Regions from separate parts of the Homo sapiens genome. Here region 2 is linked to region 1. The links are chromatin contacts, found by Hi-C or POLR2A ChIA-PET in ENCODE. All regions are on one chromosome and are shown on one strand. Each heading gives the region's core, a stretch centred on a gene start or an enhancer-like site at or near the end of the contact. The rest is flanking DNA. Distances are from core to core; before and after follow the strand shown. Region 1 overlaps EVA1C (eva-1 homolog C). Region 2 has its middle 62 kb from the start of TCP10L.

The links. A loop is a pair of places that touch in the nucleus more often than their neighbours do. ChIA-PET counts read pairs that join two places held with the same protein, here RNA polymerase II (POLR2A). Pooled maps may share reads with other maps.
Region 2: a map of endothelial cell of umbilical vein shows a loop between it and region 1 (5-fold over the local background). The contact joins two enhancer-like sites. A Hi-C loop is called at or near these places in 7 of 168 maps with a recorded cell type or tissue (chondrocyte, endothelial cell of hepatic sinusoid, endothelial cell of umbilical vein and 4 more) and 3 of 50 pooled maps. POLR2A ChIA-PET finds 5 or more read pairs at or near these places in 10 of 52 experiments (AG04449, AG04450, BJ and 7 more).

Annotation. Positions count from the first base shown.
Region 1 is chr21:32,460,603-32,466,969 of GRCh38, forward strand. All of the region lies in intron 3 of EVA1C (eva-1 homolog C), which reads left to right. Among named protein-coding and RNA genes, the nearest start is that of EVA1C, 51 kb to the left of the region's middle. RefSeq lists an enhancer at 2,884-4,083. Within about 2 kb of position 2,954, at least 11 of the 41 ENCODE cell types and tissues checked have a DNase peak (open chromatin) inside an H3K27ac peak, as active enhancers do; they include endothelial cell of umbilical vein, where a contact is called at or near this core.
Region 2 is chr21:32,520,537-32,526,859 of GRCh38, forward strand. No RefSeq gene overlaps it. Among named protein-coding and RNA genes, the nearest start is that of TCP10L, 62 kb to the right of the region's middle. Within about 2 kb of position 4,060, at least 6 of the 41 ENCODE cell types and tissues checked have a DNase peak (open chromatin) inside an H3K27ac peak, as active enhancers do; they include endothelial cell of umbilical vein, where a contact is called at or near this core.

The sequences.
Region 1 (6,367 bases), core at 1,704-4,203:
ACACAGGTGAGCACGTCCTCGGTAACCAGATCATCCAGTCCCGTGGGGCCTGATATTCACTGTGAGTTTCACACAAATATGTGCAAGATTCCAGGTAGGGTCAGGGCTTCATGGAGAGGCACTTGGTACTACGCAAGCAGCTCACAGAAGAATCTTTTTTTTGGATAGGGTCTCACTCCATTGCCCAGGCTGGAGTGTAGTGGCTCAATCTTGGCTCACTGCAACCTCTGCCTCCCGGTTTCAAGCGATTCTCCTGCCTCAGCCTCCTGAGTAACTGGGATTATAGGCATACACCACCACACCTGGCTAATTTTTGTATTTTTAGTAGAGACAGGGTTTCACCATGTTGGCCAGGCTGGTCTTGAACTCCTGACCTCAAGTGATCTGCCCGCATTGGCCTCCCAAAGTGCTAGGATCACAGGCGTGAACCACAGTGCCCAGCCTCATAGGAGGAATTGACCTTGACTAGGGGTTCAGTGGAGTCTTTTTGGAGCAAGTGATGATGGAGCTGAGAACTGCAGGGATGGAGGGCACAGAAAGAGTGCTCCATACGGAAGCCTGTGGCTGCGGGTTGCAGGTGCATTGGCGCAGCCAGCCACAGGGTAGGAGCACAGCACCAAGACAGGAGAGAGCACCAGCTGGGGAGCCGGAGTAGGGATCCTGAGTCCTCAGAGCCAAGGAAGGAGTTGGGGCTCTATCTATAGGGCAGCATTTAAGCAGGGAGGGTGCTGTGATGAAGTCATAAAGCCCCTCTGGCTGCCCCATAGAGAGCAGATGAGAGACAGAGCCCCTGTGTAACCTGAACACCAGAAACCTGAGCACTGCCATTTAGGAGGTGGAAGTGAGATTGTCTCCACACCTTCCTGCCTCTTTTTCTGCATCTCTCACACCTCCTGAGGCTCTTCTTCTCAATTCCCAGTTCCAGTCTGAGCAGGACACTGTGATTGTCCAAAGGCTGCACTGCTGCACCCTGTGGTGTGCAGAGCCAGTTCTTATGATGAGAGCCAGTTATGCACATGTCTTACCAGCTCTGCCTGTGTTCTGTGGCATCTGCCACGGTGGGAGTATTTACACCAGGGAAATGGGCAAATGCCACTGATCGGGTTTATTTGTTTGTCTTTACGGAAAGCTATTTTACCAGCAAGGCTCACCGGAACCTTCTTTTCCCTAATGTGCACTATGCTTCCTTCCTCAAAATCTCACCTCCCAAATTGCATCCCTTCAGGAAATGTAGGTTTCAGCGAGGCTTGGATTTAGGCAGTTCTGGGTTCATATTCCTTTCTGCTGCATATCGTATCTGCTGTGTGTTGGGCAGTGTAGGGACACTTTCTAGGACTCAGTTGTAACATGGGATTATGTCTCTTCTGCATAGGGCTGTTTTAAGACTGTGAAAACACAGTGTTGTATGTAACACGCTAGCACAGGACCATGGAGTTGAGCTCAGCAGTTGGTAGCTATTATTTCAATAAGCTGATTCAAATCACTCTGCTAAAGATATGAATGACTAAAGGATATAGTCATGCCTGTCATTTCAGCATTTTGGGAGGCCAAGGCAGGAGAATCATTTGAGGCCAGTCATTAGAGACTAGCCTGGGTAACATAGGGAGACCCCTATCTCTAAAAAAAAAAAAAAAAAAAACAATTAGCAGGGCATCATGGCAGGCACCTGCAGTCCTAGCCACTTGGGAGGCTGAAGTGGGAGGATTGCTTGAGCCCAGGAGTTTGAGGTTACAGTGAGCTATGAGCTCACCACTGCACTCCAACCTATATGACAGGGTGAGATTTATTTACTAAATAAAGAAATAATAAAAATAAATAAAAGTGACTATCTACATTTCAGCATCACTATGCACTGGCAATTGTATGCAATGTCAGTAATAAAATACTCCCATCGCGGCAGATCCTTCCTCTGCCCACCTTTGAAAGGTGGCTAGTGATGTGTTGGGAACAGGCACCCCAAAATCTGGCCATAAACTGGCCCCAAAACTGGCCATAAAGAAAATCTCTGCCACACTGTGACATGTTCGTGATGGCCATGATGCCCATGCTGGAAGGTTGTGGGTTTACTGGAATGAGGGCAAGGAACACCTGGCCCACCCAGAGTGGAAAACCACTTAAAGGAGTTCTTAAACCACAAACAGTAGCATGAGTGATCTGTGCCTTAAGGATGTGCTCCTGCTGCAGGTAACTAGCCAGAGCCCATCCCTCTGCTTCGGCCCATCCCTTTATTTCCCATAAGGAATAGTTTTAGTTAATCTATAATCTATAGAAACAATGCTTATCACTGGCTTGCTGTGATGATTTATGTGGGTAAATCTCTGTTCGAGGCTCTCAGCTCTGGAGGCTGTGAGACCCCTGATTTCCCACTCCACACCTCTATATTTCTGTGTGTGTGTCTTTAATTCTTCTAGCGCCACTGGTTTAGGGTCTCCCCGACCGAGCTGGTCTCGGCAGTGATGTGCTTTTGTGACTGTTGTATCGAAAAGAAGCAGAATGACCCACATAACCCTCTCATTTGTAGGTTGGTGCAAAAATAATCGCGGTTTTTGCCCATTGCTTTTAATGGCAAAAATCACAGTTACTTTTGCACCAACCTAATAAAATGAGGAGGCGGGGATTTCATTGCTCTTGTCATTTAAGCAGAGTCGTGGTTCTACCTTCCCAGGCCCCTGCCATCCTCCCCATCTAAACTCCCAGGAGAGTTGGCAACCCACTTCTGGAAGGCTGCCCACACCTTCTCTAATCTGAGACCAATTGAGAACTCTAACCCAGCTCTAAAACAAATTCTAGTCTTCTAAGAAAAGTAGCAATGATGTTAGTAGTTTCCTAATTTTTTATAATCCAGAAATGTCACTCTTATGTGGCAGTGAATTCGCACATTCCCAAGGAACCAAGTGACTCAACATAACACAACAGTCACCCCCAGGATGTAATGTGACACGCACAGGCCCCTCCGTTCCAGGAGATGGTTTGCCCATAATCTGGGGACGAAATCGCTGGAGGCCTTGCATGTGGGTGTTGCGTTACTGTGGGAGGGTTTTGTTGGCATCAAGGCTACCTTTAATGAATGGGCTTTAATAAATCAAAGAGATGTGGCTAATAAATGCGTTTCATGACATGCCTTAAACAAAACAAAACAAAAAAAAAACCTCTTGTAACTTTTAAATATTTTGATTTATAAAAAAAGAAAAAAAAAAGACTTCCATTTAAAAAGTTTCCAATTTGTGGAGATAAAGCTTGTTTTTGTCCTGCCTTCTCCCATCCTCTTTCTGTGCCAGCTCTGCCATGGGAAGGCATTCTTAACATTTTTCTGAGTTCTTATGGTTGGAAGGGGACTTTGGCTCTTTTGGTGTTTCTATCCAAGCCCTCTTTTCTGCATCAAAGGCCATCGTTCACTCTGGGCCTTTGAAGTCAGGCAAAATTTTGTTGTTGGTGGGATTTAGCATCTACTCATAAACTGCATATAAATGCCAGTGCGGATATGACTCACCAAAAAGAATCGAACCTTCTGACGTTCGGGTCAGACTTAGCAGTCTTTTATCTAGAGAAAGAAAACAAAACTTGCCTTGGCTCTAAGTTTAAGCTGTTGAATTAAGATTCCAGTGAGTGGGTAAAGGGCCTTCGAGACATTTGCTTAGTCACCATTTTCATTTTTCTTCCTCGTGGAGGTTCTTCCTGCGTGTTAAACTACCAGGGCAGGATAGGGATTTTGTGAGCATCTGTAGGCTGGCTTCTGCTCCCAGCCTTTCATTCATCTTGAATGTTCCCGTCCTCATGGATGAAAGGATAGCAACAAAGTTTGCCAGCAGCAGAGCTGGTGGTCCTCTTGAGATTCTGTAGTTTTCCTTCTTGTGGTCCAAAATTTTGTCTCACTGTTGTTTCTCTGCTTTTGGTACAAAGTCATGGAAATTTACAAGGTACAGAAAGATGGCGTTTAGGCCAGGCATGGTGACTCACGCCTGTAATCCCAGCAATTTGGGAGGTCTAGGTGGGTGCATCACTTGAGGTCAGGAGTTGAAGACCAGCCTAGTCAATATGGTGAAACCCTGTCTCTACTAAAAATACAAAAATTAGCCAGGCATGGTGGCGCATGCCTGTAATCCCAGCTCCTCAGGAGGCTGAGGCAGGAGAATCGCTTGAGCCTGGGAGGTGGAGGTTGCAGTGAGCCAAGATTGCACCCCCCGCACTCCAGTCTGGGTGACAGAGTGAGACCCCGTCTCAAAAAACAAAAAGGTGACATTTATATTTGGAAATTATTGTCTTTCATTTTTTAAGTTTGGAGCTTAGCATCACTGACACCAGGATAAGAAGATCCAGCCAGGTGCCATGGCCCTAATGTGTACAGCTCATGCCTTTCTGCAGGGATTAAGGTGGGCGTTTTCAAATTGTGATTGCAGCCCATGGTAGGAAAAGATTTTCACTTTTTGGCCCAGTGGAACACATACTCATATACACACAACTGAAAAAGAAATGTTTAAATTACAAAACAGTGTTTATACTTTCTTCATGTGATGCCCTTTGTTGTTTTCTAAACTACTCTATGCTTTATTTTCAAAAATTGCTGGTTACAACTCACTAATGATTTCAAGACTCATGAATGAACCTCAAATCACAATTTGGAAAACTCTGGCTTGAGGTGTGTTTGGGACCTGGAATCAGCCTGCACTTCCAATCCAGGAAAGAAAAGTGGAAGAACATGAGCACGTGAGAGGAGTGAGAGGCTGGGGTGGAAGAGGTTCTCTCTGGACAGTCTTCCCACCCACCCCAGGCCAGCCCATGACAGCCCAAGCAGTTCTTGCCATTTAACTCTTGTTTGCAGTTAACGCCAATGCTTGTTTGGCTGAAAAATGCACCTGTCCGCTATGTGGTTGCCATTTCAAAGTAGAAAACTCCAGAACAGTGGTGATAGGGTAGAGCTAGCATTTTTAAAAGAATTTTCTTTACAAAATGTTGGCAAGGATAAGAACCACATATGCAAATAAATGACCGTGGTCCCCTTTATATTTTGCTGAGCAAAATATAGTAGCTGGGATTACAGGCACCCAACACCACGCCTGGCTAATTTTTGTAGTTTTAGTAGAGATGAGGTTTCACCATGTTGGCCAGGCTGGTCTCAAACTCCTGACCTCAGGTGATCCGCCCGCCTTGGCCTCTCAAAGTGCTGGGATTACAGGTGTGAGCCACCACACCCAGCCGTGTTAGCTACCATTATTTAAAGATATCTTTATTAAGATATCATTTACATAGCATAAAATTCACATTTTCCAAGTGTACAATCCCATGATTTTCAGTGAATTTACTGAGTAGTGCAACCGTGACCACAGTCCAGCATGGGACATTCCCACCATCTCAGAAGTCTTCCTTGTGTCCATTTCTGTCACTCTGTGACCTCACCTTCAGCCTCAGGCACCCACTCATCTACATTCTGCCTCTAAAGGTTTGCCTCCTCTGAATCCTTCATATAAGTGGAATCATACCTACGCAGTCTTTTGTGTCTGCAGTGTTAGCTCTTACTGCTTTAAAAAATCAAATCATTGGCCGGGCGCTTTGGCTCACGCCTGTAATCCCAGCACTTTGGGAGGCTGAAGCGGGTGGATCACGAGGTCAGGAGATCAAGACCATCCTGGCTAACACGGTGAAACCCATCTCTACTAAAAATTCAAAAAATTAGCCGGATGTGGTGGCGGGTGCCTGTAGTCCCAGCTACTTGGGAGGCTGAGGCAAGAGAATGGCATGAACCTGGGAGGCAGAGCTTGCAGTGAGCAGAGATCGTGCCACTGCACTCCAGCCTGGGCGACAGAGCGAGATTCCGTCTCAAAAAAAAAAAAAAAAAATTCAAATCATTATTAAACATTTTTACTAATTAAATGGTTTTGGAGTACATTCTTTAAAAAAAAAAATAAACTGTGTTTTCTTCAACAGTGCACGCATAATGCCAACTTTGTACGACATTGCAAAGAAAGATTTTACTATGATAAGCAGATTAAACAAACAAACAAACTTTTCCCTGAATTCTTTGGGAACAAAGCACTACCTGGTCCAAAACATCCTAACCTAGAATGCACCATCAGCTTGACAGTCAGTTGTTCCTGGATTTACCAGATTTGGGGCAGACTTTTCATGCTTCTCTAAAGAGGGATTCTTAACTGACACTGTGCCTTGTTTTTGCCCCTTTCCTAGGAAAGGAAATGATTTGATTTGGTATCATACCATCTTTCTTGCTTTTTTTTTTTTTTAAATTAGAGATGAGGTCTTGCTATGTTTCCCAGGCTGGTCTCCAACTTCTGGGCTCAAGCGAACCTCCTGTCTCAGCCTCCCACCCAAAATGCTGGGATTACGGGTGTGAGCCACTGTGCCCGGCCTCTTT
Region 2 (6,323 bases), core at 2,810-5,309, 61 kb after region 1:
CTGGGGAGTCTTGGAAAGAAGTGCCCACAAGATCCCCCTTCCAGTCTCCCCCCAGCCTTCTCCATGAGTCCCTGGAAACCAGTTACTGCTCCAGGAACCAAAGCCCAGTGCCAGGCAGTCAAGGGAACCAAGCCAGCCTCTCCTCCAACTCCCTGGGTCTCGGCGCTGCTCCCCAAATCCCCACATGTCCAGTGGGACCTCCTGAGAAGCACCACTGCCCTGAAAGCTTCCACCCCACTTCCTGCCTGCCACCCTGGACCCCTGGACCACTGACGTCAACCAGACTAGACACGACTCTGCTTCAGCCCTGGACTCGGGGTTTCCTCGTTCACTGTGTCACTCTTGTCTCCCAGCTTCTGCTCTGACTTGGTCCTAGCTCAGTCTTGGGGTGACTTATCTGTGCCTCAGTTTCCTCATCTGTAAAATGGGCATAATAATGAAATCTACTTCCTAGTGGTGTTGAGAGTCACGGTGCTTTACACATAGTGACAACAATACATTTCAGCTTTGATCATCGATGATTTCTTTCCCGTGAGAGGCAGCATCCAGCATCCCGTGTGGCCGAGGTTGCACCATTTAGACCACACTAAGGGCATTTCGCAAAACTCAAAAGCATTATAAGAATGAGTCATTGAGGGAGATAACAAGCCAGCCTCCTTCAGCCCTGCTATAGAGACGAGTTTGTGGAGGAGAAATAATTGCATCTGCAGAGCTCAGAGGAAAAGTGTCAAGGCCTGAACTTCCTTGGATTCTGCAGCCAAGTTCATTGTCAAGTCTCTGGCACATGGACTTAAGCTGTGCTCAGTTTTGGCAGGGTAGTTGTAACCCGGAACTATGGTCATTTGGTTTTAAAAACCTGTTGTAAGCCTGAGCACCAGTGTGGAGTTGGCTGAACCCCACTCCAAGACTGGATGGTAGCCTTGGAGATTAAATCCTAAATACTCCAACAAATGCTCTGTGAACTGGAAGCCTCACTGGTCCATAGCTAAAGAGAAGGCAGGAAAGAGCCACGATAACCATCAGCCCATGAGGGAGGATTCAGGAAGCCAACTAAGGATCCGGGACTACTACGTCATTTTTAGGAATTTCAAATCAACAGTCGCCTCCTCTGGGTGTGGCACAGCGCCAGGCTCCCTGGAGAATGAATGAGAGTAGCTAATTGCAGTTGCTGTCAGTTCTGGGCTGTGCTGTCCGGGACTGAGCCACTAGCCACATGCTGTTATTTAAATTTAAATTTAAATCAATTAATAAAATGTAAAAGTCACCTGCTCAGTTGCACTAGTCACATTTCAAGCGCTCAATAGCCACATGGCCAGTGGCTACTGTCTTGGACAGTGCAGACAGTTCTGTTGGACAGTGCTGAGCTAGTGTATGAAGTCAGGCATGGAGACGCCTGCTCAATTCATTGATAAAATGGGACAGATATTTCCCTGCCCTCACCAACTGAGAACATAATCAGATATCAAAATCCCAGGCACAGAAATGTGGGAACCCAGCTCCACCTTACCCGACCTCTGCCCACCTTCCTGGGGATACCCCTGCATGTCTCTTGTCTCCAAACCCCGAAGGCTCAGTGCACAGGCTCCTGTCCCCCTGGGGCTGCAGCCTCACCTTCATGGGCTCTGAGCCCCAAAGAGCCACGACCGCAGGAGTTGTGCCCCTTCCGTCCCCTGGCCACACTCAGCCTGCTGCTCCTTTTTGTTCCTAACACACAACCCGGCCATGGTCCTGTGGCAGCTGCTGTGACTGTCACCTCTCTGGGCACTGCTGCTGCTGTTAACTCCCCTTCCTTTGTGCCCTGAAAAGGGTGTGACCACCTTGGAGAGCCTAAAGGGCTCCTTTTTCCTGACCCTGCAGCCATCTGCACCCCAGGAACATTCGAGAGAAACCTCAGGCCAGATCTTTTCCTCTCACCTGGGCCCTGCCTGCCCCCCGCTCCAGGAGGAGCCCCTGGGTCCACCCAGGAAGGAACTGCACCTCCTGCCCTCCTCTTTCTCTCTCCCTTTGATCCCTTCTTCTCTTTGCTGAGCCCATGAGCAGATTCAGCAGGGGCCCTTTCTTTATCCTTCAGGGGCTTAGCTACATTAGACAAAGTGTAAGAATGACGGTAGGCCAGCCACCGTAGCTCACACCTGTAATCCCAGCACTTTGGGAGGCCGAAGCAGGTGGATCACTTGAGGTCAGGAGTTCGAGACTAGCCTGGCCAACATGGTGAAACCCTGTCTCTACTAAAAATATAAAAGCCTGGCATGGTGCCAGGTGCCTGTAATCCCAGCTACTCGGGAGGCTGAGGCTTGAGAGTCTGTTGAACCCGGGAGGCTGAGGTTTCAGTAAGCAGAGATTGTGCCACTGTACTCCAGCCTGGGCCACAGAGTGAGACTCTGACTCTAAAAAAACAATCGACATCAAGGGTTGGGTGCGGTGGCTCACGCCTGTAATCCCAGCACTTTGGGAGGCCAAGACAGGTGGATCACCTGAGGTCAGGAGTTCAAGACTAGCCTGGCCAACAGGGTGAAACCCTGTCTCTACTAAAAATAAAAAAAACAATTAGCCGAGCATGGTGGCATATGCCTGTAATCCCAGCTACTCAGGAGGCTGAGGCAGGAGAATTGCTTGAACCCGGGAGGCAGAGGTTGCAGTGAGTCGAGATTGCGCCATTGCTCTCCAGCCTGGACGACAAGAGCAAAACTCTGTCTCAAAAAAGTAAAAAATAAATTAATTAATTAAATACAATTGACATCGAAGAATGACAGTAAATGGCCAAACCAAGTGGCCCTGGGAGCTCAGAGAAAATGATTCCACCAAATGGACTAGGGGAAGCTTATCAGAGATCACGCTCAACATGGTCCTCTAAGAATAGGCAGAATTTCCAAAGGTGAAGGAAGGTAGGGAAGGGAGCAGCCAGGAGGTGGGAACAGGAACAGCACGTTTAAGTACAGGGAACAGCCAGAGTGAGGGAAAATAAGGCTAAAAGGGTGAAGGGCACCTGGAGAATGTTGATATTTTGGGCTTTGGCGCGTGCCTGTGTCCTGGCTGTAAGAACATTACGCACTTTGGGCGGCATCACTCAGCCTGCTCCTGGTTGTGGGTCCATTATCTGCTCCTAATATTGTCTTTCGTCTCGGGATTGTGAACAGATAAGGAACCCACAGCCAGGAGCAGGCTGGGCCTGGCCTCCAACCTTGACCTTCTGACTCTTGGAATAGTAATTGCTCCGGATTTTAAGGTCACTGAACACCATCCAGTTAATCTCGATATCTTGGAAGTGACCAAATTACAGCTGAATTTCGTTGAAGAAATTAAAATCATCACTCTTATCCTAAGAGTGATTATCCTAAGTATTCCGGTGACTGACTCACCTGGGACACTTTAAGATGCAGTTAATATCATCAATGCAAATAGACCTCAAGGGTCTAACAAATTATTTCTGGCAGAGCCCTTTTTTGAAATGTTTCTAGTCTTTGCCCCAAGACTGCTCACTGCCTAATTGCATTTCTTTCCAATGGGTCTAACAGAAAATCCCATTGGAAATTTATCTTCAGGTGAAAATGCCGCCTTCCTGCTTTTAAGCGAACTGCCTGTGATATCATGAGCTCAGGCTGCAGAGGCTCAGCCAAACAAAGAGAGGAAAGCTGGTTACTTCTGATTGGGAGGACGTATTAATTCCCCACACTTTCCCTGTTCCAAACTCATGACTCCATGGATTGAGTCCTTTTAAGAAAAGAAAATAGAGCCTGTCATTTCCTATTGTTTCAAAGACAAAATCCAGCCTGGGAAAGATTAAGGGAAGAGGACGGGACTCGTGTTCAGATGACTAAGCACCAACCTGACCTGGAAAAGGCTCGATTAGTTTTTGAGGAAGGGAGGGTGCTCCAATTAGAGGCATGTGTAAAATAATGACATTACCTCACTAAAAGAGAAAAAGGAAAACATTCCCAACTCACTAACAATGAACTAGCAAGAAAATGTGTTGCTAATCTGTGAAGAATTTGCAAACCCAGTGAGTTGCCACCCAGCTCTGAGCTCCCAAACTTCCTTCCTTAGAACTTGACCTCTGATTGTAAAACCCTGGGCCCTGGGAGAGAGGGGCCTGTGCTGGTCAGCAAGGGGGAATCACATGGACCAGCCAAGCCCAGCTCTGCTCCGCCCGGGGTTTCTGGTAAATGAGCCTCTGTCACTCAGTTCGTACACATGGATACTTCTTATTGAAGATGTCTTGGGAAAAAGTCAAGCTGCTCTGAAAAAATAATAAAAATGCACTGTATCATGTTTTTAAAAGAGCTAGATCTCTATGTACCGACATGGAAAATCCTTAAAGTCATTATTAAATAATACATAGATTATGATAACGTGTTTTTAAAAAGACTCAAAACTGGGCCGGGTGCCGTGGCTCATGCCTGTAATCCCAACACTTTGGGAGGCCGAGGTGGATGGATCACAAGGTCAGGAGTTCAAGACCAGCCTGGCCAATATAGTGAAACCCCATCTCTACTAAAAATGCAAAAATTAGCTGGGCATGGTGGCACACGCCTGTGGTCCCAGCTACTCAGGAGGCTGAGGCAGGAGAATTGCTTGAACCCAGGAGGCAGAGGTTTCAGTGAGACAAGATCGTGCCACTGTACCCCAGCCTAGGCAACAGAGTGACACTCTGTCTTAAAAGAAAAAAAAGAAACTAAAATGTTGGTGGTTTGGACAAATCCTGCCCCTGCACCCCACCTGCATGTCCCCTCCATGACTTCCTGTTGTGTACCAGGGTCCCTGAGGTGGGCTGAAAGAGGGCCGGGAGCTGGCTGTTCAGAGTCCCCCAGAAGCAAAAGCAGTGGGCCTCTGGCCCTGTGGGCAGGGCTGGCTGAAGCAGAGCCAGGAGGGAGGGCTGAGGAAGGCTGTCGTGCACCTGCCTGGCCAGCCGTGGGCAGTAGAAAAGAGGCTGGGATGGGGCCAGGTGAGCCCAGCTCAGGTCGGGGGCCTGGCAGGCCCTGGACATGTCTGCTCACAGCTGCTCAGAAGTGGCTCCTCGGGTTGGCCCTTGCTGCCCTCTGAGCTCTTGTCTCTGCATTCTCCATCCACCCCCACCCCAGCTTCTTGCCGGCCCTGTGCACAGACACCTAAGGCCCGCCTCTTAGGGTCAGCTTGCCCTCAAAAAGAGAAGAAAGCATAGGTTTCCAGGACTGGCTGATGAAGGGAGGGTTTGGGATTTCTGGAGACTTGAAGTTGAGCTTGAATTCCTCCCCTCTGACTTTCCCAGGCCAAGGCGTCCAGCACCCAGGGACCAAGCCCTGGTCCTCAGCAGAGACCGTCTGCAGCCCCTGCCCTGGTCTCGCTAACACTGGTTTAATATATCTACAACGAGAGATTCCCAAACCCCACCCAAGAGTCCCTGAGGGCAGACCTTGGGGCTCCAGGCCCAGGAATCTGCATTCTCCGCCCCCCAAACTCCCCCCAGGGGTCCTGATAGGCAGACAGCTGAGAGCTGGGCTTGCCTCCACCTGGGTCCCTGAAACCCAGCACCCCGCCCTGTTGCTTGTCTCTTGCAGCCCAACTCCTGCAGCTGGGCCTTCTGCTCATCCTGTACAGAAACCCTCTGTTTGCTCCTGCAGACCTGCTCTCCATGGCCCCCAGCCTGCTCCACTGTCCTGTACCTCCAGACCCCCATCAGCATCTCCCCGCCTGTCTGCTGGGTTCAGCCAATGGGGAGCCTGGCAGGAGAAAGTCATGCCATCAGCTTTGAAGATACTTTCCTTTCCTGACTTCTTATCCTGGGGTTCCTGAACTCTGTTTTTTGTTTTGTTTTAGATGGAGTCTCACTCTGTCGCCAGGCTGGAGTGCCGTGGCACAATCTCGGCTCACTGCAACCTTCGCCTCCCGGATTCAAGCGGTTCTCCTGCCTCAGCCTCCCGAGTAGCTGGGACTACAGGCATGCACCACCACGCCCAGCTATGTTTTGTATTTTTAGTAGAGACGGGGTTTCACCATGTTGGCCAGGAAGATCTCCATCTCTTGACCTCGTGATCCACCTGCCTCGGCCTCCCAAAGTGTTGGGATCATAGGCGCGAGCCACCATGCCTGGCCGAGGTTCCTGAACTCTTAAGGGGACCACTGATCTTTTCTAGAGCTCCATGAGCCCTCTGAAGTTTTAAGCAAAAGTTTGTATATTTGAGAATGTGAATCTTTCTGGCTTTTTCATGGGATTGCAACGAGGATCCAAAGAGATAATACAAATGATGTCAGCTTTGACAACCACTAACTGCCCAAAAATATAAGGTATTATCATAATCACAGCAAGATCAAAAGAGGTTAATGCGCGTCTCTCTGTGTCAAGTGTT